2 separate regions of the Homo sapiens genome follow, and region 2 is linked to region 1. Evidence: chromatin loops called from intact Hi-C (ENCODE). Cell type or tissue: PC-9. All regions are shown on one strand. Links, peaks and the distances in the headings refer to the core of each region. The heading gives the core; the rest is flanking DNA. Region 1 has its middle 33 kb from the start of LINC01747. Region 2 holds the start of LOC105372567 (a long non-coding RNA gene).

Region 1 (16,582 bases), core at 4,251-12,250:
TCAAAACGTTGTGACCAGCCTGGCCAATATGGTGAAACCCCATCTCTACTAAAAAAACAAAAATTAGTCGGCCGTGGTGGCACATGGCTGTAATCCTGGCTACTCAGGAGTCTGAGGCAGGAGAACTGCTTGAACCCAAGAGACGGAGGTTGCAGTGAGCCGAGATTGTGCCAATGCACTCCAGTCTGGGGGACAAGAGCGAAATACCATCCCAAAATAATAATAATAATAATAATAATAATAATAATAATAATAATAATACAAGCATGCATTCTCCCTGCAAATATTTAAACATTTGCCACAGCTAAATTCCCCACTGAAAACAAACCTAATCCCAATCCTCTTCCTTTAACCCAAACAAGCCTTCCCTTCCAGAACTTTTATCTGTGCTTACCTACACCTATACCTGCATCTGTATCTATTTTTACATAAAAAGTGTTTCCAAACAATATATACAGCATTAAAAATAAACATTTTTGCAAGATGCTTATATACATTGCTATGTTTGAATGTTTGCCTTCTCCAAAACTCATATGTTGAAAGTAAATTGCTGTTATCATAATATTAGAGATGTGACCTTTAAGAGATGATTAGGTCATGAAGGCACTGCCCTTATCGATGGGATTAATGCTATTATTAAAGGGCAAGTTTTGGCTCCTTTTGCCATTTGCCAAGTGAAGACAAAGACTTCCTCCCCACTGCAGAACTCAGCGTTCAAGGTGCCATCTTGGAATCCAAATGGCCAAACCAACCAGCACCTTTATGTTGGACTGCCCAGCCTCCAGAACTGTGAGCCAATAAATTTCTGGGTATAAGTTACCTAGTTGGTGGTATTCTGTTATAGCAGCACAAACAGACTAAGACATACATGTGAAATGCACATACACACACATGAACAGGATATATTCTTACTGAAGAGTATATTATGCTGTGTGTCTCAGTCTTCCTCTGTCACTATATCTAAATCCTCTCCACTCATTTTAACTGCTTCTTAGTAGGGTAGAGTATAACTAGCCCACAACTGATTCAGCTCTTCTATTGCTGAGCATTGAGTGTTCCTAGCTTCACTGTAACTGCTGCAGGGAATGCCCTAGAGCACACCCCAATCCTAATATGATGCTTGGTTTGATGATCTCCTTCACATGAACACAAGCTCCTTGATTTTAGGGACCTGCATGTTGTGAGTCCACAGTTCTAAGCCCAGCACATGGGCCATGGGAGTATTCAGTAAGGATTGTGGGATAAAACAATGATGAGCAATGAAATAAAGGAATGGTCATTAAACTAATTCAGGTAAGCAATAAAAAGGTGTGAATGCTGTTTTCTTATTTACATAGTCCCTGGAACAGGAAAAAGAGTAAGATAAAAGATACAAGAAAAGATGGTAAACTTATGAGTATAGCTCTAACACATCATGGAGGAAAAATTACCAAATAGCCCCACCAGCTGGATTGCCAAATGAATTTAGTGATGACACAGATGTTTTAAAAATCAAATTTAAAATGACCCGGTGCAATGACTCATGCCTGTAATCCCAGCATTTTGGAAGTCTGAGGCGGGCGGATCACCTGAGGTCAGGAATTCAAGACCAGCCTGGCCAACATGGTGAAACCCCATCTCTACTAAAAATACAAAAATTAGCTGGGTGTGGTGGTTGGCACCTGTAATCCCAGCTACTATGGAGGCTGAGACAGGAGAATTGCTTGAACCCAGGAGGCAGAGTTTGCAGTTAGCAGAGATCGAGCCACTGCACTCCAGCTTGGGCAACAAACAGTGAAACTCTATCTCAAAAAAAAAAATCATATTTTAAAAAAGATAGTGGCTCATCCATTTTATCCAGTATTGTTTACCCACTTATCTTTGTTGATGTGAAGCCCCAGGCAGGTATCACTGTCTACTGGTGCTTTCGAGAGGCCAGTACTGGTTCCAGATCTACCAGGACTGACCCTCACCTCCTGCCCTGATGTGCCTCTGGGAGGGGCTGCCAGGCTGACTGGACAGAGGTGTGAGCTCTGAGAACTGGACTTGACCTCTGCCACAGGGAAGTCAGGCAGGTGAGAGGGGCTTCTCCAAAACAAAATCCTCCATAAAGAAGGCATCTGCATCATTCTTTAGCTGCTGCCCAACCTACATACTGAGCGCTCAAAGGAGTCTCCTATTCACCGAGCATCTTTTTTTATTTTATTTCATTTTTTTTTTGAGACAGAGTCTCTCTGTTGCCCAGGCTGGAGTGCAGTGGCATGATCTTGCCTTATTGCAACCTCCGCCTCCCAGGTTCAAGTGATTTTCCTGCCTCAGCCTCCCAAGTAGCTGGGATTACAGGCATTCACCACCACCCCCAGCTAATTTTTGTATTTTTAGTAGAGACGGTGTTTCACCATGTTGGCCAGGATGGTCTCAATCTCCTGACCTCATGATCCACCCACCTCAGCCTCCCAAAGTGCTGGGATTACAGGCTTGAGCCACCGCACCTGGTCTGAGCACCTTCTTTGAGGCAAACATTTATAGCTGGGCAGCTGGGATTCAGCCTGCAGTGATTCAGCTCATGAGCACAGCACAAACAGAAGCTGATCTGCAGACACATTAAACATCTTGCCTTCATTACTCTAAGTGAAGTAACTCTGGAATGGAAAATCAAATACCACATGTTCTCACCACAAGTGGGAGCTAAGCTTTGAGTACACAGAAGTATACAGTGGTGTAACGGACTTTGAAGACTCAGAAGAGAAAAGGTGGGAGGGAGTGAGGGATAAATACTATATATTGGGTACAATATATACTACTCAGGTGATGGGTGCCTCATCACCCTCAGACTTCCTCACTATACAATTCATCCATGTAAGCAAAAACCACTTGTACCCCCAAAGCTATTGAAATAAAGAAAGATTTAAACAAAAAAATCTTGCCTAGGGTCCCATGGCCCAGTAAAGAGCCTATCTGATCCCAAACCCCGTGCTCTGCTGGCACCTGTGTTCTGCTTCAGCAGATCTCAGCAAGGCAGCCCTGGACCCAGCACACCAGCCATGACCCCAAAGGAAAGGCTGCTTCCCCATGGTCAAAGGATTGTTGGATGGGACACATTGCTGTGGACTCTCTTTGTGTTCACATGACTTTTCTTTCGGGTCCTTAACACTTTCTCCTTTCTTATCTCACTTCTGTTCTTTCCACACCCTTCAATCTGCTCTGAAAGCTCTGAAGCACCCACCCCAGCATGGGGGACTGGAGCAGGCTGGCTGAGCAGGTGCCCTGTAGGCTCCACGGCCAAGCCCCTGGCAGCCCTTCTCTGCTGGTGGGCCACCAATTGGTGACGTCTGTACTCAGCTGCTGGGGGGACTGAGTTGCAACTGGCACTGCCCTGGGATGGCTGTGGCTGCAATGGCATGCTGGCTGGACTGTCCCCATCAGAAGCATCCCAGCAGTGCCTCACCCCCTGCATGGATGTCCCTGGGAGTGGGCCTCTCTACTAGCTCTGAGCTCCTCTTCCTTCCCCTTGGGACAGCCTCACTTTTCCTTCAGGAAAGGCAAGGCCCTTGGGCAGGAAGTCCCACACCCAATGGAACAAGCCCTTCAGGGAGCCCTTGACCCTGCTGTCAGCCTCAAAAGGAGACAGGGATGGATTGCAGCAGGAACATGTGGTAATGGGCCATGTCAGCCCAAGAAAACATAAGCTTAAGGAAGTGATCACTTGACATTTTATATACAAAAATGTCATTATTAAAGAGAATCATGAGGACTTCCATAAATATTTAAAACCCACTGGATAAAATATGACTATTTTTATGTTATGTATTTTTGTGAGCCTTATCATAGTGTAGAAAGAGTAGAATATTTTATGAAGAGTTTTACATAGAACTCATAACCTTCTCCAAACTTTTACTCTTTTTATTTGCTTTCTATTATTATACATTAGTATAATGTCTTTCCAATAATCATCTTTTTCCATCATTCATATAAGTCACGAAGTCATTTGTGTTTCATTACTTTTATGCTCATCTTGTTCCCAAGAAATGGATTTCTTTTGGAAGATAACAAAAGATCCATTGCATAATCCCATTCTTTCTAAATCCTCGAAAGAGACCAACACTTTTATCATTTTCATTGTTCTTAGGCTCTATTCTTTCACCTTTAAACTGTCCATGTCTAATCTATTCTATTCTAAACCTCTGTGGATAATTTGTTCTTCACATGCCATTTTAGGAGGGAAAAAAAAACTTATATAAAAACACTTAAGAAACAGACAGCTTAAAAAAAATGAGCAAAGGAACCTGAATAGATACCTCAGAGAAGAAGAAACCCAAATACATGTGAAAAGATGTTCCACCTCATCAGCCATCAGGAAAATGGAAAGTAAAGCCATGATGAGCTATTGTTACTGTCAAAGATAAACAGCCCGACACTAGGTAAAGGGGTAAGGACCGATTTTAGTAATAACTAGTGAAATAGGGAAAAGAGTCCTCCATGAAGGGAACTCAACTTCCATTTGTACGCAGGTAAACTGGCATTTTAAAAGGAGAATGAAGAAGTAGGAAGTGGGCAGGCCATACAGAAAAGTTAAAATTCATGAAATATCAGCCCGTGTAAACGAGACCAGGCTGACAATCCTCAGTGTTAGGGTCTCATCCTCCTGAGACTGGGGCTGGAAGACAGAAGCCCTATCCTCAGGTATTGGCTGAAACAAACTGTAAATTATTTTAACAGCCTTAAGTTTTCCCAGGAAGGCAATTTAAATGAGGGCTAGCATCCTCTTGGGGATGTGGTCTTGTGCTGTTAGAAACTGTTTGTGCTTGTTCAAGGATTTATTGACCAAAATTGAGGTCTATTAAAAGGAGAACTCCCATTCTGTAGGTTGCCTGTTCACTCTGATGGTAGTTTCTTTTGCTGTGCAGAAGCTCTTTAGTTTAATTAGATCCCATTTGTCAATTTTGGCTTTTGTTGCCATTGCTTTTGGTGTTTTAGACATGAAGTCCTTGCCCATGCCTATGTCCTGAATTGTATTGCCTAGGTTTTCTTCTAGGGTTTTTATGGTTTTAGGTTTAACATTTAAGTCTTTAATCCTTTGAATTAACTTTTGTATAAGGCATAAGGAAGGGATCCAGTTTCAGCTTTCTACATATGGCTAGCCAGTTTTCCCAATAGCATTGGGAGATATACCTAATGTAAATGACAAGTTAATGTGTGCAGCACACCAGCATGGCACATGTATACATATGTAACAAACCTGCACGTTGTGCACATGTACCCTAGAACTTAAAGTATAATTAAAAAATTTAAAGAAAGGAGAACTCAGAGGAGCCTACCTTAAATTTAATCAAGGGGATAATCTTTTTACTCTATATCAAAATGGGCTTTAACAAAAAGATAACATAGTGTTCATAAGGATGTGTGACAAGTGGAATTCATACACTTTGGAAAATTACTTGGGGACATTTCCGAAAGCTAAAGTGTACCTACCCTGAGGTCGAAACATTTCATAGGGGAGTGCTATGTTACCAGAAAACGTGGGCAGAAATGTTCATAACAGCATTATTAGTACTAGCCAAAGCATAGAAGCAATCCATATCAATACAGACAGCAAAATAAAACCACATTCACCAATGAAGTACTACAAAAAAAAATGACAACTGCAACATTTGCAAAATCATGGCAGAGTCTACAGGCAGGAATCTGAGCAAAAGAAATCAGACAGGAAAGAGCACACACTGTATGTAAGATTCTATGAATTTTAAGAACAGGCTAGAGGTGGACTACTTCACAGCCAGAAAAAAAGAACGAGATCATGATCTTTGCAGCAACAAGAATGGAGCTGGAGGTCATTATCCTAAGTGAACTAACACAGGAAGAGAAAACCAAATACCACATGTTCTCACTTATAAGTGGGAGCTAAACATTGAGTACACATGGACACAAAGAAGGAAACAATAGACACCTGGGACCCCTTGAGGGTGGAGGGTGGGAGGAGAGTGAGGATTGAAAAACTACCTGCTGAGTACCATGCTTATCTGCCAGGTGACAACATAAGCTGTACACCAAAACCCCAAGACATAGACATGTAATTTACCTATACGACAAACCTGCACATGTACCCCTGAAACTAACATTAAAGTTTTTTTTTGGTGGTTTTTTTTTTTTTTTTTTTTTTTTTTTCAGAAAGAACAGGCTAAAGGGCTTGTGTTGAGGGAAGCCAGAACACAGATTCCCTCTGGTGGGTGGGTGATGACCGGAAGGAGCCAGAGGTGTGGGGAGTTGGGAATGTCCACATCTTGATCTGAGCAGTGCAATGTGACTCTAGATAGGCGTTATTAAACATTCACGAAGCTACACAATTAAATCATTGGACAGTATGCCAGGCATTTTAAGCCTCAGTTGTTGTTTTTTTTTTTTTTAAAAAAAAAAAGAGAGAGAAACTTAGGGCATATCAGTTAAATATAACATGCAGAACTTGTTTGGATTCTGTTTGTACAAAATCCTGTTAAAAAGCATTCATGAAACAATGAGGAAATGGCAAGTCTCAATTGAAACTTACTACATAACATGAAGTGATGATATTTTTGTATGCTCATGGTATCACAGTATGGATTTATATTCCCTGATCTGTTAGAATACATGCTGAAGGATGCAATTATATGATACTTGGCTTTGCCTCAAAATAGTCCAGTGGGGCCTTGCAGGAGGGCTGGATGTTACAGAGGACACGGGTCAGGAGTACCTTAGCGACGAGTGCATGGAAGTTGATGCATGCATTTGCAGGAAATTTTCCATAATAAAATAATTTCTTTTAAATCTGTCTTTGGGGAAGGCCATAAGAGAAAAAAAAATCTAAAATAAAAATTTTATTTTAAAACAAAGTCTGGTTTTGCTTTATCATGTAGTGAGGCGTACTGCAGGAGATCTGAAACAATGTCAGGGTGCCCCACCCCACCCTGCTTTTCCCTCCTTCCCAGCACGTGGGATCACCCCACAGGGCCAGACATAGCAGAGTCTGAGGCCTCTTCCTGGCAGGAGGACTCCCCGAGGCAGGCAGGAAGCGTCTCTACCCAAGGCTCCGGGGAGCTAAGCCTTCCTCTGAGGGACCGCCCTGGGATTGTTTTATATTTACCTTAGCTCAGCACAGTCTCCACCCTGGCTTCCCTTGTCCTTGAAAAGGCGACAGAGGAATATTCTTAGCTCACTAGCCCTGTGCATACCTCAGGCTTCCGGAGCATCTCTGCAACTGGGGCCTCTGTGCTATGCTTTTTCCAGATGAATATGTTTGCAAGGCTTCTGCTTGAACCAGGAAGCTGCAGGCCCTAGTGGGAGCTGTGCCCATAGACCACACTTCCCCCACTGCAACTCTGCTCCAAGAGCAAGTTTGAGAAACAAGATTCCCCATGCATGTAACCATATTGAGAGCTCTGAGAAGACCTAGAGTAAAGCAGAATAAAACAAAGAAAGCATTGACAGAGGAGCACCAGGGAGCATCCCTCAAGTCCTCCTCCAAATGCACTCTTGGGGAAACCTGCGCAGAAGTGTGGCCCTTGGAGCAGTCGTTCTGAACCAGGATCCACTCTGGGTTCTGGAAATCATGAGCTTTCTAAAGTCACATTTCGTGCCTTCTTTATGAAGCAAAGGTCCTTGCGTCATGAGGCTCACAAAGGGATCCCAGACCCTGAAAGAAGCCAAAACAACTGCACTTGGTGGGTTTTTCTAAGGGACAGTCTAATGTGTTCTTGATGAGTGTTAAATTTGAATGCATAACATCATCTCTTCATACATTTATCTTTCAGTGTTGTCTCTCACTTTAAAGATCTTACCTCACAAATTATAAGACAGACCAAATTCCCATTTTAAATCCAGGCACAAAGGAATCTTGAAAAGCAAGTGGCTAAATCAAGAACACATAGAGAGAGAGAGGGTGGTCTACCCTTCACGCGCATGTGGCCAACCTGGAGGAGCTTGCAATTTTAAAGATTCACATTCAGCAGATCTTTCCACTTGGCTCTCTCATCTACTCAGGATTCTGCAGAAGGTTGAATGAACTGTCCTTGTTCCACTGTGCATCTCAGGGGAAGGTCAGCTAGCAACTCCAGATTACACGGGTGCAGTGTCTACTGCGTAACCCAAGCAAGCATGTCATCATTGAAACGAAGAACCAAGTCTTAAAAATTAATGCCCCGAGGTTCAGACTGAGGGCTCTATTCTGGTCTGATCTGAGACCAAAGGGAAGGCCTTGGTATCTTATAAAAAGAAGCTTAGGCTTTATATACATACATTGTTTTTCATCGTGGCCTCACATTTGTATTATTTTATTTTATATATTTGATTTTATTCATTTATATTATTTACAGCTCATTTACAACTCATTTTATTGGTATTTTTCTTTCTGTTTAGCACACTTCCTAGTACACAAAATTGTAGCATGCATAATAATAAAATATTTGGTTTTCTTATTAAATAATAACGCATGCCATGGTAAAACACTGGAAACTAAGAATCACCATCATTCCGACATCTCAGAGGTAACTATGGTTTACACAGACAGAGCTTTGAAGAAGCAGCTCTTCTGCCCTTTCTGGAGTCTCAAGTCCTGTGTCGCTTCTTCCCCATATTAGAGAGAGATCTACACTATACATCTCAACTTGTCTGAAGTGCCTGTGAGTTTAATACATAGCTGTAGAGCGTAAATGTTCAGTTCTCCAGACTTGAGCAAAATATACTGGGAAATTGTCCTTTTACAATACATTACCAGGAAATATCCCTATAACAACTGCGGAAGGGTGTGTAACCATGGCTATTCTACACTTCAGCGCTGCATCCACCCAGTTCTGAGTCACTGAATTCCCTCCTTATCAGCCTCCTGACCTTCAGAGTTCTGCTCCTGACCCCATCTGCACCCTCCCCTCCTCAACCAACGCTGACTTCACCCAGTCCTGTAAATCCTCCAGCTTCTGACCAAATTGCATTTGAGGACAAGGAAAAGGGACAGAGTCTGGATTTCAAATGTAGATAATGAAACTTTAGCTGAACTGATCAAGGAAAAAGGAGACAACTCTAATTTCTAATATCAGGAATGGAAAAGGAAGCAACAGTGTAGATTTTGGAGACATCAAAAGAATGGTCAGAGTACATTATGGTCAGCTTGATGTCAATAAATTGCACAGCTTAGATGATATGGACAAATTCCTTGAAAAATATAACTTAAGAAATGTATAAAAAAGGAAAAAATACTTGGAATATGAATCATCCCACTCAAGGTTCCAGAGCTTAGAAATAAATCCAACAGCTTCAGGGGAAAATATGAGGAGAGTGAGGAGTGGCTCTAGATGGAAAGGAAATAGCAAGTGTCTCAAAACTGTGTTTGGTGTAGTTCCCAGAATCAACAAAGCAGAGGCCGTTGAGTGTGTTACATATTTTAGATTTGGGGAGGGTATGTCTTCGATTAGATCAAATTGGGGAATGTAATGTTTGACCTTCATGACTCCCACCTGTGAAGACTGAACATCGTCTGTTTTGCTAAGTGAAACTCAGCTGGAGGAGAGTGCAGAACGAGGAAGAGAAGCAAGCAGTCAGAGGCCACAGTGATGATGTGGTGGGGTGGAAGCCAGGAACCACACAGTGCCCGCTGAAGGACCCACCTGCACATGGCCTCCAGCCAAGGCAAGTGGAGTAGTCACAGCCTTCCTTCCTTCCGCAAAGCAAAAACTACAAAAGCTACTTATATCTTCTAAGTTCCTCATAATCATTTGCCTAAAGTATTTGCAGTTATTCAGGTATTGAATAGTTTCTACAGGAGTTTCTTATAAACTCCAACTTCTACTTATTCCCTTTTATTCCTCTCATTTCTTCAGTCTGTTTCTGTGTATCTGGATTCTGGTGTTACTACCATTGGAGATCATCTTTATTTCAAGGATCTTCACACTTTCATTGCCTTTCCTCTTCTCTTACCCAGGTCCTGTGAACCTTGGGGAGTGTACGATACCTGCTTTTGTGGTAACAACCTTGACAACCTATGTAAAGAAAGAGTTTGGGCTACGATCATTGGCATATAGTTTGGTAGAATGTACAAATGCCTTTTTGTTTCTATTTTATAGACTAAATATGGAAATAAGTGAGGCTAATTTAATTTGTAAAGGCCTCATAGTGGATCAAGAGTTTCACTTTTGGACTGAAATGACATTTTAAGAATTTGCTGGGTAATGAAATATCTTTCAACTTCTCCTTCATATAAATTTAGCTTCCAAACCTGGGATTTATTTTTGTTCTTCTAATTCCTTTGCATAGGAGAGTTTAATAAGATTTGACATTCCAAAGTTCTGCCACAGAACTTTGCTTTGTCCTCCACATTGCTTTGCACAAGATTTTTCTCTAGAGAAAAGGACATAACTATGAGAATGAATTAGTATTTTGGGCAGCAATAAGTATGGAGAGAGAATTTTTAGGGGAGCATCTATATCCACAAGTGAGGTAATCATATAACTTATTACTCTAATTGTGGCATTTTAAAATTATATTTTGAAGCAACTTTAAACTTACAGAAAAGCTGTAAGTACTTCTACAAGTTATAAAAATTTACAAGTACAGAACTTTTTTTTTCCTTGAAGCCATTTAAGAGTAAGTTGCTAAGGCAATGTCCCATCACTTCTGATTATGATAATATATATTTCCTACAAACAAGGTCATTCTCCTACATAACCAAAATAGAACCATCATAATCAGGAAATTAACACTGATGCATTACCCCATCTAGTCCTGAGATTTCATTCAGGTTTTATCAATTACTTCAGTAATTTTTTTGTAGAAGAATGATGCAGCTCAGAATCACAGGTTGCATTTATTCAACATGTGTTTTTAATTGCCTACAATCTGGAAGAGTCCCTTGGTCTCCCCTTGACTTTCATGACTCCAACATTTTGAAGAGTACAGACTATAGCATGTCCCTTAATTTTATTAGTCTAATGTTCTCTCATGATTAAATGCAGGATATGCATCTCCAGCAGGAATATCACATACACGATGCTGTGTTCTTCTTATTCCATCCTATCAAGTTGTACATGCTTTCGACTTGTCCTGTGGCTGATGAGTTAGGTTTTGTCGTCAAATTCAGGTGATGTCTGCCATACTTCTCCACTGTAAAGCTACCTTTTTCCCCTTTGTAATAAATATGTATACTAAGGGGAGTATTTTTTGACTATGTAAATATTCTTTATTTTTTCAAGCGTGTTTGGCCCCACCTTATAGCTTATAGTTTTATTTGTATAGAAATTAGAGGGAAAGGAAGAAAAGAGAAACAGGGAAAGAAGAAACCTAACCGGGACAAATATTTAAAGGCATAGATTGAGACTGTGTTGGGAAAATAAACAAATGGTCATTGTGGCAGGTAGCCTCTAAAATGGCACTTGCTGATGCCTGCCTCCTGATATTCTCATCCCTAGGTAATTTCCTTCCCGTGAGTGGGTGTTGGATCTAGTCACTTCCTTCTAATGAACAGAATATGGCAGAAGTGATAGGGCATCACTTTCTAGTGTAGGTTGTAAAAAGACTGTGGCTTTCATTCCTCTTGAAAACTGGCACAAGACAAGGATGCCCTCTCTCAACACTCCTATTCAACATAGTATTGGAAGTTCTGGGTAGGCCAATCAGGCAACAGAAAGAAATAAAGGGTATTCAAATAGGAAGAGATGAAGCCAAATTGTGTTTGTTTGCAAATGACGTGATCCAATATCTAGAAAACCCCATTGTCTCAGCCCAAAAGCTTCTTAAGTTGATAAGCAATGTCAGCAAACTCTAAGGATACAAAATCAATGTGCAAAAGTCACAAGCATGCCTATACACCAACAACACGCAAGCAGACAGCCAAATCATGAATGAACTCCCATTCACAATTGCTACCAAGAGAATAAAATGCCTAGGAATACAGCTAACAAGGGAAGTGAAAGACTTCTTCAAGGAGAACCAAACCATTGCTCACAGAAATCAGAGAAAATATAAAAGAATAGAAAAACATTCCATGCTCATGGATAGGAAGAATCAATATCATAAAAATGGCCATACTCCCCAAGGAAATGTATAAATTCAATGCTATTCCCATCAAACTACCATTAACATTCTTCACAGAATTAGAAGAAACTATTTTAAAATTCCTGTGGAAACAAAGAAGAGCTTGTATAGACAAGACAATCCTAAGCAAAAAGAACAAAGCTGGAGGCATCACACTACCAGATTTCAAACTATACTACAAAGCTACAGTAACCAAAACAACATTGTACTGGTACAAAAACTGACACATAAACCAATGGAGCAGAATAGAAAACTCATAAATAAAACTACACATTTACAACAATCTGATCTTTGACAGACCTGACAAAAATAGGCAATGGAGAAAGAATTCCCTATTTAATAAATGGTGCTGGGAAAACTGGCTAAACATATGCAGAAAATTGAACCTGGACCTTTTCATTACACCTTATACAAAAATTAACTCAAGATGAAATAACAACCTAAATGTAAAACCCAAAACTGTAAAAACCCTAGAAGAAAACTTAGGCAATACCATTAAGAACATAGGCATGGGCAAAGATTTCATGACAAAATTGCCAAACACAATTGCAACAAAAGCAAAAATTGACAAATGGGAACTAATCAAGCTAAAGAGCCTCTGCAAGCAAAAGAAACTATCATCAGAGTGAACAGGCAATCTACAGAGTGGGAGAAAGTTTTGCAATCTATCCATCTGACAAAGGTCTAATATTCAGAATCTACAAGGAGCTTAAACAAGTTTACAAGAAAAAAACAGACCAGTCCATCAAAAAGTGGGCAAAGGTTATGAACAGACACTTCTCAAAAGAAGACATTCATGCAACCAACAAACGTATTAAAAAAAAAAAAACTCAATATCATTGCTCATTAAAGAAATGCAAATCAAAGCCACAGTAAGATACCATCTCATGCCAGTCAGAATGGCAATTATTAAAAAGTCAAGAAACAACAGATGGCAGCAAAGTTGTGTAGAAATAGGAACAATTTTACACTGTTGGTGGGCATGTAAATTAGTTCAACCATTGTGAAAAAACGGTCTGGTGATTCCTCAAAGATCTAGAACCAGAAACACCAATTGCTCCAAGAATTCTATTTCCGAATATATACCCAAAGGAATATAAATCATTCTGTTACAAAGATACATGCACACGTATGTTCATTGCAGCACTATTCACAATAATAAAACATGGAATCAACCCAAATGCCCAGTCAATTATAGACTGAATAAAGTCAATGATAGACTGGAATCAACCCAAATACTCAGTCAATGATAGACTGGATACAGAAAATGTAATACATATACACCATGGAATACTATGCAGCCATAAAAAGGAACAAGATCATGTCTTTTGCTGAGACATGAATGGAGCTGGAAGCCATTATCCTCAGCAAGCTAATACAGGAACAGTAAACCATACACCACATATTCTCACTTATAAGTGGGAGCTCAACAACAAGAACCCATGGACACAGGGAGGGGAACAACACACACTGGAGCCTGTAGTGGGGTGGGGTTGGGGGAGAGAGAGCATTAGGAAAAGTGGCTAATGAATACTAGGCTTAATACCTAGGTGATGGGTTGATAGGTGCAGTAAACCACCATAATACACATTTACCTATGTAACAAACCTGCACATCCTCCACATGTACCCTGGAACTTAAAGATAATTTTTTTTAAAAAATGACTGTGGCTTCTGTCTTGATCGATCTCTCTCTCTCTCTCTCTCCCTCCCCCCGCCCCCTCTCCTCCCTTTCTTGGATTGCTCACCCCAGGGCAGCAGGTAGTAAGTCAGCCCTGTACAGGGAGCCTACATGGCAAGGAGCCGAGCCTGCCAACAGCCACATGAGTGAGCTTCACCCACTCCCAACTCATCAGACCTTCAGATGACACTGCAGCCCTGGCCCACAATTTGAAGCTTCATGAGAGCCCTTGAATCAGACACACCCAGCTAAGCCACAAATGGATTCCTGGCCCACAAAGATAATAAATATTTGTTGTATTAATCACCTAAATTTTGGAGTAATTTGTTATACAACATAGATAGCAAATATAGTCATCTTATCTAGAAGTCACTTCTCTTTATTATTCAAAGAAGTGAGGGTCAGGGTTAGTGGGTTTCATTTCTTGCCTAAAACATTTCCACCAGACCCTGCCCCAAACACCATGCATGGGCCCTGGGGGTCAGAGATCTAAAGAACACCTCCTACAAGCTGTGTGACCACATTTAACCTTGTTTAACCTCTAAACCTGTTTTTCATCTTTAAAGTGGTATCTGGTCCATTGATCTAAACCTTTTTCCTCACCTTTGAAATAGGATCTAGCCCATTAATCCCTGAGGATGATTAAAGGAGATAGAGTGCATGAAAGTCCTAACAGTCTCTGGCACATGGTGGACATTCAGTAAACATTCCCTCTCATCCCCATATCAAGCACAATAACAGCCACTAGCAGAGCAAATTAGCTTCCAACAAATGGCTGATCACAGTTCAAAGTGGATTGCAACCATTTTGCAAAAGATGCAAGCCTATATTCTGTTTCTTTGTGGTATCTCTGAGGAACAACTAGAGAGAAGGCATGGAGTCTACTCATACCCTAATGTCTAAAGACCTGCTTCACAGAAGTATCTCTGTTGCTAATCAGGTGGCCATAGGCAAGCCAGCCTCTCTGCGCTGTGACTTTCTCAACTTAAAACAATGCTGACTCCCACTTCCCAGTCCAGCATGTAAGGAGCTTGGAAGCTGTCGCTCTGTCCTCACAACAAGTGAGAAGCTGAACAAACTACAAAATCAATAACTTTTTATAGACTCTTCAGAAAAGTAAGGTCACAAGGTAAACTGCTGCCTTTAAAAGTGTAAAGATGGTGGTACAGCGAATCACAACTTAGCATAGAAGAAACTCAAAGCAGACACCTCTGTGGGAACCCATGCTGTGGTAGGAAGACCTGACCCATAACTGACAAATTGCTGGAGGTTCAGCGTGGCCAAGCCAGCAAGATGAAAACAGGCTGGGAGAGTGCAGTTAGAGGGAAACCTCAACACTTTTGTGAGTTTTACCTCCAGGAGCCCAGCATGCTTCACAACAAAAATGGGAGAAAAATTTCTTCATGCTTCTGGCAGGAGGAGGGAAATAGAAACCATTATTAAATATGCCAGAGCACTCTGCTCTTTTTAACAAGATCTGCCCTCAGGAGAAACTATTTAGCCAGAACCTAACCTAAGGTTAAGTTTTACCAGACTCTACCCTGCCTGGGAGAAGCAAAATTCCCAACTCCAGCAGCTCTACCCTTCCACATAGAAGAGAAGTACACAATTCCTGACTTGTCTATCCATCATGTCCCACCTAAGAAGTGGGGAGACAGAAAAGCACTTACAAAGTTTACAACCCAGAGTCACAGACTCTCTGAAAGACTCAAAACTAATCACAGGACTATAGAACATTTCCCCTTCCCCCACACCTTACCACCACATCATTAAAGGCCTGTTTAAAGGCATCCCTTTTACCCAATACATCATATTCAAGTATCTAGAAGAAAACACAAGGAATATTAAAAGGCAAAAAACAAACAAAGTTTGAAGACACTGAGTGAACATCAAAACCAGAGTCAGATGTGGCAGAAATGTTGAAATTGTAAGACCAGCGATTTTCCTAAAACTATGATTAGTATGCTAAGGGCCCTAAATGACAAAATAAGCAATATACAAGAACAGAGGATAATGTGAGTAGAGATGGAAATTCTGAGAAAGAATCAAGAAGAAACTATAAATATCAAAAACACTGTAACAGAAATAACAAATGCCTTTGATAAGCTCATTAGTAGACTGGGCATGGCTGAGGAAAGAATCTCTAAGCTTGAGAATATGTCTATAAAAACTTCCAATACTGAAAAGCAAAGAGAAAAAGACAGAAAAAATAAAACAGAATATCCAAGAACTATGGAACAGCTACAAAAGAGGTTATATATGTGTAATGCGAATACCAGAAGGAGAAGAAGAAGAAGGAGCAGCTGTGGTTTGAGTGTGTCTCCCTAATTTCAGATGTTGAAAATTCAATCACCAAATTCACATGTTGATTAGAGGTGGGACCTTTGGGAGGATTAGATTAGGTCATCAGGTCCCCATGACAGGACTGGTGGTTTTATAGGAAGAGAAGAAAGACCTAGGCTTACACACATGCTTTTGCCCTCTCACCATAAAATGATCTTCACCATGTTATGACTCAGCAAGAAGGCCCTCCTCAGATGCTGACACCTTCATATCGGACTTCCCAGGCTCCAGAACTGTAAGAAATGCATTTCTTTTCTTTATAAATAGCCCAATCTGTGGCGTTTTGTTATAGCAACAACAACAACAAAAAATAAGGCTGGACGTGGTGGCTCACGCCTGTAATCCCAACACTTTGGGAGGCCAAGGCGGGCAGATCACAAGATCAGGAGATTGAGACCATCCTGGCTAACACAGTGAAACCCAGTCTCTACTAAAAATACAAAAAAAAAAAAAAAAAAATTAGCTGGGCCTGGTGGCGAGTGCCTGTAGTCCCAGCTAATCAGGAGGCTGAGGCAGGAGAATGGAG
Region 2 (16,582 bases), core at 4,733-12,732, 59 kb before region 1:
GATAGATGGGATACAGCAAGTATCCAAACCTATAATACAAGAAAAACAAATTTGCAGAGCACAGGACACAACATACTCCTGGAAAATCTGATATGAAAAATCGTCCCAGCCTGGCTAAGTTCTTGAAAATCAAGGAGGAAGAAAGACATCTATGGCATCCAGGCAGAGTTATTGAATTATAAGGAAAATCTGGCTTCCATTTAACTTCCCCACTTGAACACTTGGTGCCAGAACACTCCATTGCCTGCTTACAGAGTGTGGGGCACTGTGTTGAACACTGGATATCGTCTACAGCCATACCACCCTGAGCGCCCCCAATCTTGTCTGAATACTGAGCATGTACAGGCACATCTGGGAGATATTGCAGGTTTGGCTCCAGTCCAGCACAATACAGCAAATCAGCTAATATTGCAATAAAGTAGTGAAACAAGGTTTTTGGTTTCCCAGTGCATATAAAGCTGTTTATACTATATTGTAGTCTATTAAGTGTAAAATAGCATTATATAAGAAAAAACAACCTACATCCTTTAATTTAAAAATACAGCCGAAAAATGCTATTGATCATGTGAGTCTTTATTTAGTGATTTGTAATCTCTTGCTGGTGGAGGGTTTTGCCTCAATGTTGATGGCCACTGACTGGTCAGAGTGGTGATTGCTGAAGGTTGAGGTGGTATGGCAATTCCTTAAAAGATGACAACAATGATGTTTGCCACAATTGATTGACTCTTCCTTTCAGGAAAGAGTTCTCTGTAGCATGCGATGCTGTTTGACAGTGTTTTATCCACAGTAGAACTTCTTTCAAAATTAGAGTCAACCTTCTCGAATGCTGCAGCTGTTTTATGAAGTTTATGGAATATTCTAAATCCTTTGCTGTCATTTCAACAATGTTCACAGCATCTTCACCAGGAGTTGATGCTATCTCAAGAAACCATTAAGTTTGTTTACTCATAAGAAGCAACTCCTCATCTGTTCAGGAATTTTTTAATTTTAATTTTAATTTTAGATCCAGGGACTACACATGCAGGTTTGTTACAAGGGTATATTGCATGATCCCGAGTTTGAGGCTTTTTTGTAATGAAATTCCAGCAATTTAGTCACATCTTCAGGCTCCACTTCTAATTCTAGTTCTCTTATTTTTTTTTTAACCACATTTGCAGTGACTTCCTCCATTGAAATCTTTAACCTCTTAAAGGCATCAATGGGTTGGAATAAACTTCTTCCAAACTTCTGTGAATGTTGATATTTTGACCTTACCCCATTAATCACAAATAGTTTAATGACATCTAGAATGATGAAGCCTTTACAGAGGTTTTCAATTTATTTCCAGAGGTTTTCAACTTACTTTGCCCAACTTAATTTATCCATCAGATAAATTAGATAGTAATTTATTTAATTATGGCAGCTACAGCCTTACAAAATGTATTTCTTAAATAATAAGATTTGAACGTTGAAATTAGTCCTTGATCCATGAATTGAAGAATGGATGTTTTGTTAGCAGGCATGAAGAAACACTGTCCTCATACATGTCCATCAGAGTTCTTGGGTGACAAAGTGCATTGTCAATGAGCAGTAATAATTTGAAAGGAATCTTTCTTTCTGAGCATTAGGTCTCAACAGTGGGCTTCAAATGTTCAGTAAACCCTGCTGGAAACAGATGTTCTGTCATCCAAGCTTAGCTGTTCCATATTTATCTACTCTGCACAGGCAGAGTAGATTTAGCATCATTGGCCCCTAAAATGTCAGTCTGTCCTTTGAAACTCTGAAGCCAGTCTTTGACTTCTGCTTAGCTATGAAAGTCCCAGATGGCATCTTCTTCCAAGATAAGGCTGTTTCATCTGCACTGAAAATCTGTTGTCTAGGGTAGTCAACTTCAACAATAGCTTAGCTAGATCTTCTGGATGACTTGCTGCAACTTCTACATCAGCACTTGCTGCTTCACTTTGCACTTGTATGTCATGAAGATGGCTTTTTTATTTTCCTCCAACCTCAAGAATGAACATCTGCTAACTCCCAACTTTTCCTCTGCAGCTTTCTTGCACCTCTCAGCCTTCATAGAATTTAAGAGAGTTCAGAGCTTACTCTGAATTAGGTTTTTGTTTGATTTTCTTTTGGTTTGATCTTCTATTTGGACCACTAAAATTTTCTTCCTATCAGCAATAATGATGTTTTACTTTCCTATCATTTATATGTTCTCTGACTTTTAATTTCCATCAAGAACTTTTTCTTTGCATTCACAGATTGCCTAACTTGGTGCAAGGGGCTTAGCTTTCCATCTATCTTGGCTTTCAACATACCTTCCTCACTAAGCTCAATTATTTCTAGCTTTTGATTTAAAATGAGAGACATGTGACTCTTCATTTCACTTGAACACTTAGAATCCATTGTACAGTTATTAATTAGCCTAATTTCCATGTTACTATGTCTCAGAGAATAGGGAGGCCCTAGGAGAGGTAGAGAGAAGGAGAAGGGAAAACGCTGGTCAGTGGGGCAGTCAAAACACATAAACGGCTGGGTGCGGTAGGTCATGCCTATAATCCCAACACTTTGAGAGGCCAAGGCGGGTGGATCACCTGAGGCCAGGAGTTCAAGTCCAGCCTGACCAACCTGGCAAAACTCCATCTCTACTAAAAATACAAAAATTAGCCAGGTGTCATGGTGTGCCCTTGGAATCCCAGCTATGCGGTAGGCTGAGGCAGGAGATCACTTGAACCCAGGAGGAAGAAGTTGCAGTGAGCCGAGATCATGCCACTGCATGCCAGCCTGGGTGACAGAGCGAGACTGTTTGAAAAACAAAAGCCACACAAACTATTTCTAGATTAAATTTGCCATCTTATATGGGCACGGTTCATGGTGCTCTAAAACAATTACAATATTAGAATCAAATATCACTGATTAAAGATCATCACAACAAATATAATAATAAAGAAAAATTTGAAGTATTATGAGAGCTAACAAAATTTGACACAGAGAAAGAAGTGAGCACATGCTGTTGGAAAAATGGTGTGGATTCAAGGCTGTCACACACTCCAATTTGTAAAAACTGCATTATCAAAGACATGCAACGAAGGGAAGCACAAGAAAACAAGGTATGTCTTTGTTCTCTCACTTAATACTCACGGGAATTGGTGGCAGAACATTTTTACTTTTGTCCTTCCAGAGACCCTCTCCACCCACCTCCACCCTCATTTCTGTCTCAGAAAAAGTGGTGTGCTAGTAAATGTTAAACAACAGGCTCTCCAACAAAGAGGCCCATGTTTGCAGTATTTGTTGATGCCTTTGATGCCTGTGGTAGACAGACTTCCATTATGCCCAGTTTCAAGCTACCAGGGTGGTGCTAAATAGTCTTTTAGTTTTCCTGTTCTCAAGGTTCCATTTGGGTTTGTCCATTCGAGACCATGACCCAAAGATAAGGAGGAAAGATGAGTTATGTGTTTCTCCAGCTCCCCCGCTTCTGGTTTTATCCTTTGACAATATATTTTAGCTCCTGTCAAGAGGCCCTATTCATATGTCCCTCCTTGTCCCTGGGTTTAGAAACTGCTCCTTCCTGTTTTTCACTCAGGCCTGGGGTGAGAGAGGTGTAGAGAAAGTCACTCTGCTGTCAGTAGCTGACACTTTGCAAATATTCCCTTATTAAACTGTCTTCAAATTACCAGTTTAACTATGCCTTTTCTTCCTTGCTATGATCCTGTCTAGAACATCATTATTGTTTCATTTTACAGATGAGAAAACTGAGGAATGAAGAGATTAATTAGCTTGCTAAGGATTGTACAGTTAGGCTGGGCTTAGTAGCTCATGCCTGTAATCCCGGCACTTTGGGAGACGAAGGTGGGTAGATTGCTTGAGCCCATGAGTTCGAGACCAGCCTGACCAATATGGTGAAACCCCATCTCTACAAAAAAAAAAAAAAAAAGAAAAATTAGACTTGTATGGTGGTTGGGGTGGGGGTGGGGCAGGCAGCTGAGATAGGATGTTCATTTGAGCCCAGGAGGTAGAGGTTGCAGTAAGCCAAGATGGTACCTCTGCACTCCAGTTTGGGTAACAGAGAAAGACCCTGTCTCAGCAAAATAAAAGAAAGATTATACAGTTAGTATAGGAGAAAGCTGTCAAACCAAGTAGTCACACACAGAGTTTGAGCTCTGAGCCAAGAAAACTGCCTCACAATACAGAATGCATAGGCAAAGAAAGTGTAACCCAAAAATATCCTACGCAGCAAGTTCTCTTTTAGGTATAGAAGCAACAGACAGATATTATCAAACATAAAGGAAGACATGATTATGGAATCCATGGCACATTTTAAATAAACTTCTTGAAAATAAAATAAAAACAACTAGAAGATGAAATGAAGCATTATCACAAAAGCACAAGTGATAAACTCAAACACATTTCTATTTTAAGTAAAGAATCCTATTTTAAATAAAGTATGGCAATAGCCAGAAAAATATGATGAATGTGGCAATGAAAAATTAATGCATTTTACCAACAAATAATTAGAGGTAGAAGATGAGGAATGAGAGGAAGTATGAGTGTATCAATTTTCACATTTTTCCTTGTGATAGATATTCCTTATGTCTAATAAATCAAGAGACAGATTAACTCAACAAGTAATTATTAAGTGTGTACTAACTTTTGAGTGTGAGCTAGGTGCTAAGTGATGCTGGTGGACAGCAGCAGTCTCTGCTCCGAGGACCTTACTGTCTAGAAAGAGATGCAGATTGTCACCAAGTGCCATGAAGGAGAGAGACACCACAGTGTGACAGTGAATAGCCGGGGGGATCAACCCTGCTAGGGAGGTCAGGGAATGTTTCCTTGAGGAAGTGACAACCAAGCTGATATCTGTGAATTATTTGCAGAGTAATTCTCTGTGAATTACTCTGTAAAGTGTGGGGAAGAGGGTTCTAGGCAGAAGCGCGTATCGTGATATGCAAGGGCAGTGGTAGCTCTGAGAACTAAAAGGCTGGTAAGATCCACTGTGGGGAGAGAGAAGCAGCATGGTCAAGGATGTGCTGGAAGATGGGCACTCCTAAAAATTCTTTGGATGCAAAGCCTTGCAGGACACAGCATATATCATACATCGTGATCCTTATTCTAAGGATATCATCCACTGTGGTGACTTTAAGAAACATCTGCTGATTCTTTGCAATCCTCCCATCATGGAGCAGACTAGATCCCCTCCCCTTTAATTTGGATTGGACTTAGTGACTCATTTCTAATGAATACAAGTGGCAGAAATGATGCTGTGTGACTTCCCAGGCTAGGTCATGAAAGGATACCACCTTTACCTGGCTGATCTCCTCTCTCTGTCTCTCTCTCTCTCTGTTCCTCTCTGTACTCACCCTTGGAAGCTGGCCACTATGTTGTGAGGAAGCCTGGGCTGCAGGGAGACACTCCATGCAGGCATCTTAGCTAAGAGTCCCGGTTAGGTTTTCAGCCAACACAAGCATCAACCACCAGATATGAGTGAATGAGCCTGCAGATGGCTTTAGGCTCCAGCCTTCGAGTCTTCCAGTAGAGGCCTCCAGTCTCATGGAGCAGAGACAAACTGTCCCCACTGTGCCCTGTCTGAATTCCTGCAATGCAGAAACCAGCAGAAATCATAAATAAGTATTGGTGTTTTAAGCCATTAGTTTTAGGGTAATTTATTATGTAGCAAAAGATAATAGAGCAAATTGTTTTAAGCAAATTTAGATACATTGCTTAAAGTTACAAAGGCCTAAAATAGATGTGCAAGTGACCAAAACTAGAAGGAAGTACAGGGCTGTGGAAACCAGTGTGATGCCTGTGTTTTCTTTTATGAGATGGAGTCAATAGATACTATCTAAAGTTGATAAATCAAGAAACAAAATATTAAAATGTATCACATGAAAAATAAGCAATCTAAAGAGCAAAAAGCAGGAAGCAAACACTGTCGCACAGAAATAGAAACTGAAAAGACCAAGTGTGATTACAAATGTAGATGCAGAAAACATACATTAAATAATAGGACATTTGAATCACTGGCTATTTAAGGAAATAATGCACTTTGGACAAGTGTTGTAATAAGTAGCCCAATGTCAGAAAAACCTCTTAATATAAAGCACCATAGGAAAGAGCCAAGAAAAACAATTGGTAAAAGTTTGAGAAGAAGATATGTGTATATCCCCAGATCCCCAACTCACTCCTTCCTCTGATACAGATTCCACATAATCAAAGGTTTTACCATAATAAAAATACAGTATAAAATTATGGATGAATGTGTATCACCTTGGAGTGAAATAGGCCTTTCTAAGAAAATTTTGAAAATCTATGAAGGCTTTGAAGACACAATTGGTGAATATGACAACTTAAAAATAAAATCACTAACAAATGCAGAAGACAAAAAATTGAAAACAATCATAATGCATAAAAATGTTATTTTCTGAATTTATGGAAAGCTCATACAACTCAATAAGAAAAATCATATAACCCCTAAAGAAAAATGGAGAGTGGATATAAAAAATAGCTACAAGAAAAGAAGTACTTATGGATTATAAAAAATTAAAAGATGCTCCATCTCATGGCTGAAGGAAAGCAAATGATAGCAGTAGTGAAACACCATTTTTTGTTGTTCAGCTTGACAGAAGTCTGATAATACTGTGTGACGATGAAGAAAGAGATGCTCTAGACAGAGGAAGTTGGTGTGGCCCTCATTAGGACAATTTGGCAGTATTAACAAAATTTTAAACACACGTACTTTCAACCACACTAATATTTCCATGACACTCTGGTTATTCTATGCCACATTTGTTTTGCATGACAGTTTAAGATAAATCTTTGCCTTGATGGGTGACAGGATCCCAGACTCTTCTTAATTCCTAATCATGCACATCATTCTCATACCTGGGAACCAAGGTTCAGGAAAATACAAAGCAACTCACTGGATTTGATCAGTCTTTGCTACTGCCCCATCTGAAGGTCTTTTCTTTCCAATTTGTTTGGTAGAGGTAATTCTAAGGCTATGAACTAGATTGATGGAGGAAGGAAATCTTTACAGGATCATGGTCAGGATAGGTTTAAATTGACGATATAATGAGGCTTTCTAATGAAACATTTTGAAAATTAGCTGTGTCTTCTCCCAAAGAGTCTGTCTACGCAGCCAAGGTTAAAATCTTGGCTCTGATTATAGTGGCCCAAAGACTGCTGGGGAGAAGAATTGTTGGAGGGTTCTCTGGGATTATTCAGTTTGTGTCAGCAGTGTACATCTTAGATCTGCCTCAGAGTCACAGGGAAGCAAGCATCTACCATGAACATCTGAGACCCTCACATGTTCTTCTACAGGAATGGGTACTAACGACATATTAAAATCATGCTGGCACTGGTATATTGTGGTTGCTATGATTGATTATTTGTGTCCCTCCAAAATTCATGTTGAAACACCAATGCAATTGTATTAAATGATGGGGCCGTTACAACATGATTAGGAGGTGGTGGGATCAGTCCCCTTATAAAATGGCTTGGGGGAGTCTGTTTTACCCTTTTGCTCTTCCACCATGCAAGGACACAGCAAGAAGATGCCATCTTGGCCTATGGCTGTACCACCCTGAATGCTCCCAATATCATCTGATCTTGGAAGCTAAGCAGGATCAGGCCTGGTTAGTACTTGAATGGGAGAAGATGCCATCTTGGAAGTAGATAGCAGCCCTCACCAGACACTAAATCTGCTGGTGCCTTTAATCTTGGACTTCCCAGTCTCTAGAACTATGAGAAATAAATTTACATTATTTATAAATTACCCAGTCTAAGGTATTTTGTTAGAGCAGTAGGAATGGACTAAAACAGTGATCTTCTAAAGGAGAGAGCATCTACCTATGGGTCACTGGTAAAACATATCCTTTCCTCTGATCTGATATATGTCTGGACCATAGCCATGCCCAGGCCAGCTGCCATCTCAGAGGCATTGGAGAAGGCCAGCCATCAAAAGGCAACTCGTTGTTATCCATGAAATACACAGGTTCAGCCTGCCCAATGAGTTGTTCGAATATGTAAGTTGAAGATGTTCCATTGACATTGGCTGCTTATGGCACTTTTCCAAGGAGGATTGGAAGGAGGACCAGGAAAATCACTGGCTGCATTTTCTAAAAAGTGGCTCTTTATAATTTTATTTATCAATAATACAATATAATTATGAAGAGCTGTACTATGGGTAAAATGGGAAGTCTAGGGGCATGGATTACAGTAGGAGCCATCAGAGTTAATATAATACTGCCCTTCTTACACGGCCTCAGGAACCCCAGCCCCTGCTTCACCATATTGACCCTGCAGCACTGCAGTCTGTTCCTTCGCAGCTTCACACCACCCTACCCGTCACAACTGAACCTCCCACAGCACTGGGGTAGTGTTTGCTGCTGGGGACTTTCCATAGTAGAAAGTTCTGCCTCCTCTATGATGGCTTCTCTTGCCAGCTCTGCCTCAGGCAAGTTGCATGAGTTCTCCAAGCTTTCTTGTTCTGTCTCTGAGTGTGGGATAAAATCACAACTGCTGTGAAAGGATGTTGAAGCACCTAGTACATGCTCAGTAAGACGCCTCATGGCGTCTCCATCGATGTGTTGTACTTTAATTTTCTGTATGTGAATGGCTTATTTTCTCAGATGGTGAGCTACTTGAATACTGGTAAGGTGTGTAATCCTTCTTTTTATTCTAGATAAGGTTTTGATATCTTCTCAGTAAACACTTCCTGCAGATTGAATAAACAAGGTATTCTCTCTTCCCTATCTTCCTGGCTAGAAATATTTCCCTGCATTATGGAATGAGAGTAATCTCTGATGTCTGCTGGTCTTCATCAATCAAGGATCTTCACATGGTGGTGACACAAGAAAGAGACCCCAGAACCATGAACTTTGATGCCACCAGGAGCATCTGAACTTTGCTGCGGTCAATGGTCACAATGATGGATCCTGATTCATCATGACTCGTGGTGTCCACTTTTAGTCTGGCTCTGGGCTTGGCCATATGACTTGCTCTGGCCAATCACACATCAGTGACATGATGCAAGCAGAGGCTCAATAAGCTCATGTGCTTAGGGCCTGGGTGCTTAGTAGCCTCATGAGGAGCCAAAGGAAGACCAGCAGAAGAGCTGCCCCTCCACCACAGAATGAAGAATAAGGAAAGATGAGCATGCCGTTGTTGTAAGACACTAGATGTTGGGGTGACTTGTTACACAGCAATAGCTGACTGAGTATTAGCTTTGTTCCTTCCAGGTGGGCTTACTGGGAGTCTGGAGGCATGGTGGCTGGCAGATCTTCTTGTCAGCCTTGGACACTCTTGTCTGTATACTGGTAGAAAAATCCTGGGGAAGACTTCTGATCACTCATGCTAGGGCGACAAGTACATCAAGGTCTATTTTCTAGGCCAGGGCAACAGGATGCTGCGTTTGACTCCCCTGGTTTTATATTCCTGTCCCTGAGGTCAGAGAGTAAGCTCTCCAGAGAAGAATAAGCCAGGGTGGAGAGAAGCTTGGCAAGAAAAGCAGACATCTATTGTCAGGTGTCTGTGCCCCTGACTCATGGGTGAGTGGCTTCTTTGGAATTCATGAGTTGCCCTATGTTCTGGAACAGGATGAGACTGTCCAGGAACTATCTTATCAGGTATTTATGCAATCGGCATTCCTCTCCACTTGGAAAAGTGCACATCTCTACATCTCTGTGTGCCTTTCAGGACTTTCTATCCATTTATCATTTTCCTTTATTCCCATAGTGCTTTGGTCAGTGTTTCTTGGATGTCCACAAGGAAACTCTTCCTCTTTGAAGTATTACCTTCTCCTGCCCAGTCACCCTGCTGACGTGGGTCAGAAGAGCAAAGAATTTCAAACATGTTCACCAAAGCCTGGGATTATCTCTTTAGCTTTCATTTTAGAAACTTCCCTCCCATTTGTTTCTTATTTCTTCATAGCTCCTATGAATTGAACACATAAGCATGCACACAAATACACAAACACACAGGCACACACACACACACATGTGACACTCTCACAGTAATGCAGACACACATAGACACACATGCAGAATTGAGTGTGGAATGCATGTGTTGTTGGGGAGTGTGGGCTGCTTGCTCAAGCTAGCAGCCGCTTTCCACAATGACCCCACTGACCCTGCTCTTTGGGAAGCAGCATTTCTGCCTGCTAACTGATACATTCCTCTTCCAATGGATATTCTATCTCACACTGCCATACTGCTTACCACTTCTGAAAACTTGGTGCAGATTAGCTCCTCAATCCAAAATGGCCCTGTGGGAGAGGTATCAATGCCTCCACTTTTGTGTGCAAAGCAAACAAGTTTCAGTGCACTGAAGTCAAGTAGCAAACCCTACTGCTTGTCTTCTGGACACTTAAAATTCAAGTACAAAGCTGAGCTCACCGTAACTTTCCCCAACCCAGTATCTTATTTCTTGATGTTTCCTGTTTACCATATTTACCCAGTTGCTCCCACCCCAAGCTGGGCTGGCAGGTCCCCCTTCTCCCTCAGCCCCACATAAGTCCAGCAGCAAGCCCGGTGGATCCTTCCTTCAACAGGTGTCTCACACAGGCCCGGGTCCCTTCTGCTGATGTCTCCATCCTAGAGCAACCCAGCACCACCTCCTGCTACTGAAGCTGCTCCCTAATTAGCCTCCCTGTGCCCACTCCCCTCTCCATTGTTCTATATACAACAACCGAAATGAACTTTTCAGACTGGGTGTAAGCTAAGTTAAGCCTCCCCTCTGCATAAACCCTCACCGGCCTCCCTCTGCTCCATGAAAGCTCCAGTCCTCACCATGGTCCCAGAGGCCCCCTGTGGTCCAGTCCCAAATCTATTACTGGCCTCTTTACTCCATCTCTTTAGTTCGCAAGGGAATGAAAATTCCCTTCCAGATTTTCCCACCTGCTCTTCCTGGGGACTTCAGTCCTGGAACTCTGGTTCACACACTCCTCCCTCTCTTCTTATGGTTCACTCCCATGCCCCATTCTCAGAGGCCTCCACTTAGTCTTGTGCCCCCAGAGAGGTTTTGTGCCTCCACAGCGTGTTTCCAGAATTGCAGGTGCACTTTCTCCTCAGGTGCAAGGCCCCACTGTTCTGTATGCAGTCTGTGCTCAGTGGGCCTGGAATGAATGATGGGTTCAAAACCTGGAAATGTCTGCCTGTTTAGATGACACAAGAGGCAGCCCCCAGGAAGGCAGTGGCTCGGAGGAGAAGGACATCAGCCTGCAGGATCAGAGGGAAGAGACCCAATCTCTTCCCTGGCCTCCTATATTTCTCTCAATCCAGGGCAGCTGCAGGAGGGAAGGAATGTGATCACATAAGGCAAGATGTGTAGGGAGACTAAAGACCTGCTTCAAAAGTATGAAGGGGCGTTTCTGGTTGGAGGCCAGCCATGGTTTTCAGCAGGAAAAGGAGGTATGTGTTAACCTACTAATGAGCTTATATTCCCTGATGCTGACCCTGATGTGCACCCCAGGCTGCCTATATTTTCCACTTTACAAGAGTGTTTGGGCATCATTAAAACAATCCACATGTCATTAACCAAGAGTACACTAAGTGCCAGGCCAGTCCTTCACATTTCAAATAAGTTGTAAAACACTCCCCTTTTCCTTTGGGGTGTAGAAGCAGACTGTGGACCTCAATTCCCTCCTCCATGAATTAATGGATGTCACTAGATGGTCTGCACACTGCTTCCTCTCCCCCATACTGGGTTCTTCAGATTTCCAGCAGGCTGGGACGTGTGTCCCTAAGATGTGACACGGGTTCTGCAAGGCTTCCACAGTGTGCAGTTCCATGGATAAAATATCTTCCATGAAGACTTCTAGAAAACAATAGTGCATTGTTTCTACCCTCCCCAAAGGACTGGAGTTTCCCGATTTTCTCTAGAGTCCTTTGTTTTGCTGTTGAAACAGTCTGTAATTTACCATTTTTCCTCTTTCCTCTTATCCTCCAGATTTCTCCATTCTCAGTAAGACATTACTGGAGCAGTTGCCAGGAAATCCTGCTTTGAGTGCACTCACTTCCCGGCCCTAGGAGAAATGTGGTCAAGTTAATCATTCACTTTTCCAAGCCCTTCTGCAATCTTCCTTCAAGAAAGGAGATCAAACCATTCCCTCAGTGCTGGCTTTGAGTTTTCTGATCCTCATAAGGAGAAGACTAGGCTAAAACCATTCAAACGTTGACTTTGCCACCTCTTAATGAAGAGCCTTCATCCTTTCCTAGTGCAGACATTCATATCTCTATTCTTAGAGAGAAGTTCTAGCCTCACGGATGATTATCAGGAAACATTTTTTTGTCTTCCATGTTAATTGTGGAAGCTTATCTCAAGCTACATTTTATTAAGATAGGATTTAATATTTTATGCTAGAAAATCTAATGCTAAAATAACAACCTGTAGCTCTCCCTCAGGTCTGCAATCAGACATGGCTTCCCTAGTTTCTGGGAGGTTGTGTGGCATCACCAAGAAAGGAAGACTAAGGGAATCACAAAAACAAGCTCAGTAACGTGGGACCTTGAACTTAACACACAAACCCTCTAAGGCTGAGATCCTGATGAGGAAAATGCAGCACAGAACAACCTTCAGCACAGGTTTATGAGCCCAGGAGAGCTCAGCACACAGTGAGCAGCGGGCCAGGAGCTGGTGTGACTGAACTCTGCGTGTTTAAGTCCCTGCTACTTACAAAGAGGTGGTCACTGTGCTTTTCATGTACGTGTTCAGTAAATATCAGTGAATTGCATTCTTTCTGATATTAACAAACTATACGTTTTGTCTCCATAGATATCTGAAAGAGCAGCATTCTAGAACTCTTTAGGGGCCTAGCCAGAAGGTCGGATTTCTCACAAGTCTGCCAGCTCTTGCCAGCCGCCCTCCATTGCTGTGTGTCCACTGACTATTGTTGAGTGCAGTCTTCTTGCTCCTCGCATCCCTGACAGCATCTGCAGGAGATATACTTAATTTTCCAGGAAGCTGGCCATTTCTCAATCCATAAGAAATGCCTCTGCAGAGATCAGGAATCATTTGCACTTCCCACTGTTTTTTTTAATTTGGTATGTTTGTTTTCTCCCCCAACTCTAATTTGGTGTTAATTGTTTTGTTGTTGGTGGTGTTCCTTTTTCAGATTAATGATGAGGTTCTCTCAACATCTAACTCGGAGCAAAGTCTTCCCTTCCGTACTGTGTCTAACATCTTCTTGTCCTTTTGGGGACAGGGGGACTTAGGGCCTTTGGCATTGGACACCATGGATTCAGATTTTTCTCCTTGGACCTGCTTCCTGGGAAGAAATCTTACTCTTTGAAATCCTTTATCTTTGGACATTGTTCATCTCATTCTCCTCTACCCCCACCACACCAAGTTACATCACCCATTGCAGTCACAACCCGTTTGGGTGATAGCTTCTTGTGGAGCAGCTGGACCCTGGGCTAGACCCAGAAGCTAGACCTGGAAATGAACTGGCAAGACACCCATGTCTGTATGCCGCACTGGTGGCCTCTATTAACTCTCCCTCCAAGTAGAGAATGCCAGCATGATTGTTTGCTCTGCCTGGGTGAACTGCTTCCTCTCCAGTCTTTCCAGATCCCTGGCATCCAAGTGGAACATACGTGAGTCTACCCCCATCCTCAGAGAGCTGACTGAAGGTTCTGGTCTTACAGCCTAGCTCCGGCAGCGCTCAGCCTCCCGAGTTGCTGTGATTCACAACTCTTTATTTAGTGAAACATGAGACTCACAGGTGACCACAGATGCCACTAGCAGATCCAAAACTACAACAGGGAGAGGATGACCTACTTTGCACAATAGACTCAATTTTCTGCAACAGAGATCCTTATTACAAACATACAAAATAGCATATTAAGTGAAATAACGGGTCCATTCAGTTCATTCAAGCCAGTATTCTATCTCCAAAAAAGGCATGAAGAAATGTCCAATGAGGAAACCTGATGCCACGTCTTCAAGGCATCTTTCTCCACCTCCCCCACCCCTGGGTATCTCATGCAACAAGCCTCCCCCATCTTATGGATGAGGGGAAATCCTCAATGTCTTCATTCTTTCATACTCTATTCAAAGCACCTGCTTCCCCTGAGCACCTTCTTTTCTGAAGGTTGTTCTCACTTTATTCCTCCAGCTCCTCTCTTTTGCAAATGTTACCCTTCTTCTTGGTAACTTAAGGGCTGGGGAAAAAACCACTGTTCATCAGTGTGTTTAGTGACCTCCTCCCAGAGACTCCTCCCTCAGAGCCACTCATGCTCCCTCCTCATCCCAAGCTGTGTCTAGCCCTATGTACACTCCTTAAAAAAATGCTTGGTATAGGCAAGTGTGAAGTTTGCAGCTGGTAGAGCAAATGACTCCCTAGCTGTAGGACATATACCAATGGCTCCCAGTTGAGGAGATGAAAATGCAGAATGTCAGTTCCTCTTCCTTTGCTCACTTAAACAAAGAGCCTCTAATGCCCAAAGCCTGACTTGACTTAGAATCTTTTTGTATGGCATAGGAGATTAGGCTCAGTCCTCACTCTTGATTTACTTTTTTTTTTTTTTGTATGTGTTCCTTGGTTTTGGGTAACAAGTAAGAAAATCAGATATTATCAACAACTCTTTATTAAATTCATCCTATTACTATTCTCATATGAAAAAATACAGGACATTTTATCAAGCAAAGGGAGACAGGGAGCAAAATATCCCACTGCCAAGGTCAGAGTATGCTGGAGCTGTGACAGGCTGCGAGTGCAGTGTGGAGCAAGACTGTGAGTGCAGCAGCTTATTTTGGGGGTGACCCCAGAGAGTAACAATGGGGAATGGGGTGAGACAGAGGAGGAAGGCCATAAATGACACATGTTCAGGCATCTGTGGGCTACTGAAGCTTAGTCCCTCTGGGACTTCCCTGTCCACAGTGCTGCCCCACCCCAGGAGTGAGGAAGCTGGGCCAGAGGTCCACTAACTCCCATTACCCTTGATTAAGTGCACATTCTAGGGATGTCTTTGCTGCCCCACATGAGAACCAAGCACATTCCTGTGCCCAGAGGCAACCCTTGAATGGGGGATTTCACTCACATGCAGTAAAAATGTCTGTAGAGTGCATGGGGCAGTGAGTGCTCAGGGGACACAGGAGGGTGTGTCAGCATAGGCTTGAGGAACCCTGACTCATTCCTACTCTCTATACTCCCTGATGTAGCCATTTTTATTTTTTCTTGTTCTTTATTATGTTGTATGTAGGTAAGTATGCAGGTGTACATGTGTATATGTTTGTGTATGTGTGTGTGTCTGTATTTATGTAAGTGTGTGAATCTGTGTCTGTTGGTGTCTGTCTGTATGTGTGTGTCTGTCTGAATGTGTGTATATATATATTTACATTTGTTGCCACGCTAGTTGATATGGTTTGGATGATTGGCCCCTTCAAATCTCATGCTAAAATATGATCCCCATTGTTGGAGGTGGGGCCTAGTGGGAGGTGTTTAGGTCATGGGGGTGGATCCTTCATGAATGGCTTGGTGCCCTCCCTGCAGTAATGAGCAAGTTCCCTATTAGTTCATGTGGGAGTTAGTTGTTTAAAGAGCCTGGCACCTTCCTCCCTTCTCCCTTTCTCCGTCTCTTGCCATGGGACATGCCTGCTCCTCATTCACCTCCCACCATGAGTAAAGGCTTCTTGAAGTCCTGACCAGAGGCAGATGCAGTTTCTATGCTTTGTGTACAGCAGGCAGAACTGTGAGCCAAATAAACCTCTTTTCTTTATAAATTACCCAGACTTAGGTATTCCTTTATAGCAATGCAAAAAGGACTAACACCATAGTAATCTTGTAAAACTCAACCAAGCAAAATTATTGGACAATCACAGGGTAAGTGGCACCCAGGTGAGTGTGTTCATGACTTTCTAGATGAAGAGTTGTCAAATTTTTCCTCTAAAAGGCCAGATAGTAAATATTTTAGGCTTTACATGCCATGTAGTCCTTGTGGTAACCTCTCTCCTCTGCTGTTGCAGTGGGAAAGCAGCCTGTGGGTTTGTACGTTGCCTGTGACTGCTCATGGATTTGCTGACCATGGTCTAGAGTATGATCTATGCATTCATTCTGTTCTTAATCACCTCCCAAACCCAGCCCTTCTCCATCAAAGTTTTCCCCTAAAAGAAACCACCTTCAGGATCTGAACACCTAAGCTCTAGTTCTTGAAAAGAAAGTCCCATTCAGGTCCCACTAGCATCCTAAAATAGCATAATCTGGCAAAATGCAAGTTCATATTTGTATTTCCCATGCTTCTTCACACACAGATGGACTTTATCTTCAAATATTATTTCAAATATAATCAATTTCTCTCTTTCCCTTAACCTATGGAATCATCATTTTTCACCTTTCCTTTATTGGTTGTTTATCTACAAATGTCACAAGTCTTTATCTTTGCTCTCCTCCCTTTTATCAAACCATTCTCTTCTCTGTACAAATAAAAAACAAGCAAATAAACACGGAACTGACTAAAAAGTGGGCCCTGAGTCAGGCTGTTTACTCAGCATTACTGGGCTCTGTCCCGAGCTGGATGGGGGCCTGATGGAATCTACAAGCTGAAAAGCAAAAACCTCTTTCCCTCTTCCCCTTGTCTCTTGTCTTCCTTCCCCAAGCTTCTTTCTGGGAACG

Evidence for each region. Peaks named below come from ENCODE experiments on the same cell type or tissue, not always from the same donor. Only the 100,000 strongest peaks of a DNase experiment are listed, where the experiment ranks them.
Region 2: it touches region 1 in a loop (3-fold over the local background); 5 of 110 quality-filtered maps call a loop at or near these places.

What each region holds. Positions count from the first base shown.
Region 1 is chr20:22,709,905-22,726,486 of GRCh38, reverse strand. No RefSeq gene overlaps it. Among named protein-coding and RNA genes, the nearest start is that of LINC01747, 33 kb to the right of the region's middle. In PC-9, for the core only: no CTCF peak of the experiment used is centred there; DNase peaks (open chromatin) are centred at 8,806 and 9,566; H3K27ac peaks cover 2,188 bases.
Region 2 is chr20:22,768,945-22,785,526 of GRCh38, reverse strand. LOC105372567 (a long non-coding RNA gene) reads right to left here and starts at 12,717. Exons shown (of 3, transcript XR_937350.3): 1 at 12,647-12,717; 2 at 11,891-11,995; 3 at 11,311-11,787. In PC-9, for the core only: no CTCF peak of the experiment used is centred there; a DNase peak (open chromatin) is centred at 9,536; H3K4me3 peaks cover 443 bases; H3K27ac peaks cover 2,185 bases.